Regions from separate parts of the Homo sapiens genome. Here region 1 is linked to region 2. The links are chromatin loops, found by intact Hi-C in ENCODE. Cell type or tissue: K562. All regions are shown on one strand. Links, peaks and the distances in the headings refer to the core of each region. The heading gives the core; the rest is flanking DNA.

What was found. A loop is a pair of places that touch in the nucleus more often than their neighbours do. Peaks named below come from ENCODE experiments on the same cell type or tissue, not always from the same donor. Only the 100,000 strongest peaks of a DNase experiment are listed, where the experiment ranks them.
Region 1: it touches region 2 in a loop (3-fold over the local background); 3 of 110 quality-filtered maps call a loop at or near these places.

The regions. Positions count from the first base shown.
Region 1 is chr9:72,959,194-72,962,116 of GRCh38, forward strand. No RefSeq gene overlaps it. Among named protein-coding and RNA genes, the nearest start is that of ALDH1A1, 7.6 kb to the left of the region's middle. In K562, for the core only: a CTCF peak has its summit at 1,420; no DNase peak of the experiment used is centred there.
Region 2 is chr9:72,855,439-72,858,361 of GRCh38, forward strand. It overlaps LOC124902181 (a long non-coding RNA gene), which reads right to left. Exons shown (of 2, transcript XR_007061578.1): 2 at 2,014-2,923. Among named protein-coding and RNA genes, the nearest start is that of LINC01474, 17 kb to the right of the region's middle. RefSeq lists an enhancer at 2,598-2,923. In K562, for the core only: a CTCF peak has its summit at 1,788 (motif pointing right); a DNase peak (open chromatin) is centred at 1,803.

The DNA of each region.
Region 1 (2,923 bases), core at 294-2,793, 100 kb after region 2:
GGTGGATTCTTCTCCCGAAAATGCTCTTTCCTTCTCTACCACATGTTCAGGCTGAAAATTTTCTGAATTTTTACACTCTGCTTTGCTTTTAATTATAAGTTACAACTTTAAGTTTTTCCTTTGCTCCTAAATCTGATCATAGGTTGTTAGAAGCAGCCATGCCACATCTTCAGTGCTTTGCTGCTTAGAAATTTTTTCCTGCCAGATTCTAAGTCATTACACTTAAGTTTAAACTTCCATAAATCCCTACAGCATGGACACAATGCAGCCAGGTTCTTTGCTAGGGCATAACAAAGGTAACCTTTGCTCCAGTTTCCAATAAATTCCTTATTTCCATCTGAGACCTCATCAGCCTGGTCTTCACTGTCCATATTTCTATCAGCGTTTTGGTCACAATCACTTAACCAGTTTCCAAGAGGTTCCAAACTTTCTCTCATCTTTCTGTCCTCTTCCGAGTACCCCCTCCCCAACAAACTCTTCGAATGTCTTCCTGTTACCCAGTTCCAAAGCTGCTCACATTTTCAAGTATCTTTATAGAAATGCCTCACTCCTTGGTACTAATTTTTGATGTTAATGCATTTTATGTTGCTTTAAAGAAATACCTGAGACTAGATAAGTTATAATTTTCTTTTAAAGAGGTTTATTTGGCTGACAATTCTGCAGGCTGAACAAGCATGGCACCAGCGTCTGCTCTGCTTCTGTTGAAGCCTCAGAAAGCTTTTACTCATCGCAGAAGCAAAGGAGCAAGTATGTTATATGGTGAGAGAGGAAGAAAGAGTTACATTTTAAAAACCTTCCAGTTTTGGTTGCATTATAAATCTTTATTATATTGCAAACGTATTATGCAATAAATAACGATTTCTGTGAAAGCTTTTGCTTTTTAAAGTAATTATTATATTTGGAGAATATAAAACTTTTGGTTTGCATTTGCTTGCTTGAATTTGTTTTCACATTTTAAAGTTATACATACATATCCAGATCTATGACCACAATCCAAATTTATCTTCCAGGCCCTGGCTTTGCATTTCAACTGCTGGTCAGATAACTAAGCTAAATGCCACACCTCATCATGTTGCTGGGTTTGCAAACCTGAGAGCCAGCATATTTGTTTTATGTGGACTGTGCAATACTGTACAAATTAGAAACATTTTAAACCCCAGATTTTAACTTCTTAAACTGTCAGAAGACCTGAAGAATAGTTTTAGCCTCTCTGCTACACATTAAAATCACCTGGGGAATTCAAAACAAACAAACAAAAAATAAAAGATTCTGACTCTGTAGGAGTAGTTTGAGCCCAAGTGCGTTTAAAGTGCCTTAGGTAATTCTAATGTGTGGTCAGCTGTCAGAATCATTGGAGCAGCTCTGGGTTCCATTTCCTCATAATGCAACCATGAAGCTGAGTAGTAAAGGTTCTCAAAGTTGGAGCAACAACTACATCCACTGGCAATCTTTTAGAAATGCAGTGTCTGACCCCATCTTAGACCTACTGAATCAGAAACTCTCGGGTGGGGCTCAGCAATTTGTGGTGTAACAAGCCCTCCAGGTGATTCTGATTCATGCTCAACTTTGAGAATAACTGCACTCCAACATAGACCTCGATCTATCTCTATTATTTATTCTAGTCGCCTTTCACTTAGGTTACTACCTAGTCCTTTATTTTATATTTTAAGACCACTAAAGGAACACATTATCATTTTTGCAACATAATCTTTTTCTTGAATTTCCTGTCTCTGATTAGGACAAAACAACACCAACCGAACTTCAGGCATTGGCAGTTTCTTGACTTTTTTTTTTTCTGTTAAAATATTAATTTTATTTAATGAAACAAATTAACACTTTCAAATTTCCAGTGTCCTTATATTTTAGATTTAGGTTTTAAAGAGCATACAGCTGGACTGCTTTTTATCCAACCTGTCTTTATTTAACGTTTATGTTTAATATGTATTTAATGTGTATATATATTTACTCCTTTATTTATATCTATTGTAATTACTGATGTACTTGTGCTTTCTCTTTGTCTTTAGATCAGTTAGGATTAAATTTGGCTGCCTCTGATGCAAAACCCAAAATAAATATTCAAGATGGAAATGGATTCTTCTCTCACATAAACAGATTGTAAGCAGGTTGTCCATGGCAGCCATGGTGTCAGAATGGAAAGACAGAGGCTGCTTCCAGCTCACTGCTCTAACATCCCTAAGGTATGGCTCTTTGCCTCCTGATAAGAGAAGACTGCTAGAACTCCAACCATTACATTTAAATTCCAGGACTCAGAGGAAAGTGACAAAGCTCTAGGGTCCATCTACATTTTGAGGAGGTTTCCCTGAAGCTTGGAGCTCATTGACCTTAGCTTAGTCTCATGTCCATACCTAGCTATAAGGGTAAATAAAGATTGTAAGCTTTCTCTAGGTAGCCTGGTTCATAGTTAAAAATCAGTGCTTGTAAGGGTTAATATCCAGAATCTACAAAGAACTTAAATTTACCTGAACAACCCCATCAAAAAGTGGGAGAAGAATATGAACAGACACTTCTCCAAAGAAGACATTTATGTGGCCAAGAAACATATGAAAGAAAGCTCATCATCACTGGTCATTAGAGAAATGCAAATCAAAACCACAATCAGATATCATCTCATGCCAATTAGAATGCAGATCATTAAAAAGTCAGGAAACAACAGATGCTGGAGAGGATGTGGAGAAACAGGAATGCTTTTACACTGTTGGTGGGAGCGTAAATTAGTTCAACCATTGTGGAAGACAGTGTGGCAATTCCTCGAGGATCTAGAACTAGAAATACCATTTGGCCCAGCCATCCCATTGCTGGGTATATACCCAAAGGATTATAAATCATGCTGCTATAAAGACACATTCACACGTATGTTTATTGCAGCACTATTCACAATAGCAAAGACTTAGAACCAATCCAA
Region 2 (2,923 bases), core at 253-2,752:
ATTAATGGCCCAGTGTTTCAGGCCTGTCTCTGCTACTGATTAGTTGTTTGACCTGTTGGAAATTATGTAACCTCTCCAAGTCTCAATTATTTGTAAGACAAGGAGGTTGCATAACATGATTCTAAAATTTCTTCCTGTGCTGTAAACCTGAGCTGTCCAATATGGCAGCCACTAGCCATATGTGACTATTGAGCACATGCAACATGGCTGGAAATGGAGATGTAAAATATACGCTGGATTTGGAAGACTCCATAGGAAAAAGCTAATGTAAAATGTATCATTAATATCTTTTCATTGTGCTTACATGTTAAAAAAATACTATTTTGAATATATTTGGCTAAGTAAAATATATTACTAATACTAATTGACCTGTTTCTTTTTTAATGTGGTCACTAGGAAAGTTAAGATGCCATGTGGCTTGCATTTGTCGTGTGCATTTCATCTCTATTGGGCAGTGTTGTTCTAAGAATTCTCTGAGTTTATGAAATAAGTTTTAGTGAGAGTTCCAATTAAATCATACCCAGATCTAGAATTCAGATCTTCTGGGAAATTTCTGATAAGTAGATAGTGTTGGTGGCTCCCCCTCCATCTGACTGCAGCAGTTGATTTGCATGGCTATGCAGAGATGTAGCCTTTGAGGAAGTAGGAGAAGGGAAGGGGAATGGATGAGATTAGAGTACAGTGGGGACAGATAGAGACTGCAGCCAGAATCCAGTGGAGCTGTTCATGGAGTGGGGATTCTGAGACGGTGGAGTACATGTAGCGCACTTTTGGTTCTCGGGAAATAAAGCCCTGCAAGTCCACCTGCGAATGGGGTAGAAAAACACTGTGATACTACCATCAGCTGTCTGTTTGGGGAGCACTGGTGATAGCCCACTTCAAAGGAGTCTGCTAAACTCATGACAGGCACAGCAGGCACTTCTCAGGTATTGGCTTGAAGGAGTGAAATAAGAGAACAGAGCAGGCCACACAGTGAGACAGCCTGAATAGATCAATTCATAAACTATGGACTCTCAGACATAATCAGATGAGATTTTGCATAGTACCAATGTCTAGGACTCAAAATGTGGGTGCGATAACATTTGGGATCTTAATGTTGATAAGGCCAGTGAGATCAAGGAAAGTTTTTATTTTACTTTTTTAGCAAAGCAACATAAAGGTCTTTAAAAATAAAAGTTGTTTGAGAGCAATGACACACCAGGTTTTCTGTGTTGTTTCAAACAGCAGGCAGTGTGCTCATGGTGTCTTGCCTAGGTCGTCTGGGTGAGGTTATGGGGTACAGTGAAGATGGAGAAGTATTGACAGATATGCACGTTGCCACTTCTGTGTTGCCTCCTCTGTCGGTTTATAGCCAATAAAATGTAGACAACATTCACTATCTTTAGGGGGCATCCAATGCTCAGTTCTAGCTAATTATTGCAGACGCAGGGCTCCCAGATCTTCTGGTGTCTAAAGAGAAGCTGGAAACCTTGATTTTTATGTCACATACTATAATATTTAAATGTTAGTAATTAGCACAAATTAATACGCGCGCGCGCACATACACACACACACACACACACACACACACACCATCTGTTGGCAGGATGCTGTCCCAGGGCCATCAGTGTACACTGTGATATTTCTAATATTAGAAACCCTATAAATAAGCAGCCCTTATTTGCACATTCTGGAACAATTTTTCAAAGCTTTCCTAGTCTTCTTCTTCTTTAAATAATGCAGGGTTTTTTTGCGGGCTCACTAAGACATGCTTTTCCTGCACAAAGAACCTGAGACATGAGCTTGGCTCAGATATGCTACCACAAGGTGGAGCTCAAACGTTTTTCTTTTTTGTCGAGTTTTACATGAAGTTAATGCTGATTAATGCAATAACTGAAACTATGATTCTATGACAGCTTAGTTTATCTCCTGCTGAGATTGCTTATGTGCTTTGGTTTTGTTCAGAATTATTAGCTGTAAAAACAAACAGCAAACAAACACCGCACACCCTGAAAACATAACAGCCTACCCGTCTAATTTTTATTTTATTTTTATTGTATAGATTTAGGTTAATTTACATTTTACCATGACATATGCTGAAGGCAGAGTTAAAGGAGTAAGAAAAATATAGAGTTTGGAACTCTTGGGATCCTATAGGCTTACAATTCAAATTTTAAATTTAAAATAGAAAATAAACCGAAAAGAAAACATAATTCTCTAAGACAAGAAACATGTTTCCGTTTAGGTAAAAGGAAAACCGATGATTTGTCCCTATGGGCTGAGGTACTTAAAGAATCTCTCTCTGCCTTAGGGCCTAGTCCTTCCTTAGGTTTCCAGCTTTATTTCCTGCCATTCACTTGGAATTTCCCTGAACCTCACTTTCCAAGTACATGAGTCCATACAACATGCCCTGTTCTGAGATGTGGCTTTGCCTTGTTTGTTTGTTGTTTCATTTCCCAGCTGCTTCTGTTGTCTGGAAGGTGCTTTGTTGGCTGCATCCAGACTATTGGAGTTTTTCCTTTTTGTTTCTGTTTTAAAATAACAACTCTTGTTTCAAGGCTCAGCTGAAATCTAAAGCCCTTCAAGAAGTCTTTCCAGTTCTTCTAAGTCAGCTTCAATAATCTACTCTTCCATGATCATGATAGTACTGACTTAGGCTTTCTGGGCTACAGGACTGCTCTGAATACCTGACATGCCCATTCTCTGAGTTCCCACGAAGAGCATTCTTGTTTTACAGCTAAGACCCCTGAAGAGCAGAGAGACTGATGCAGCTGAGCCTCTGCAGCTGGCACTGGAGTGAGACTCATCTCAGTCCTGAGTCTGTGCTCTTATCTGCTAAGCTATGGCATCTCCCTGAATTGTTACACCACATGCTTCATGGTCTTATCTTGCCATTTTTAACTTTTTATTATTATTATTATCATCACAGTGGCTTATTTATCTA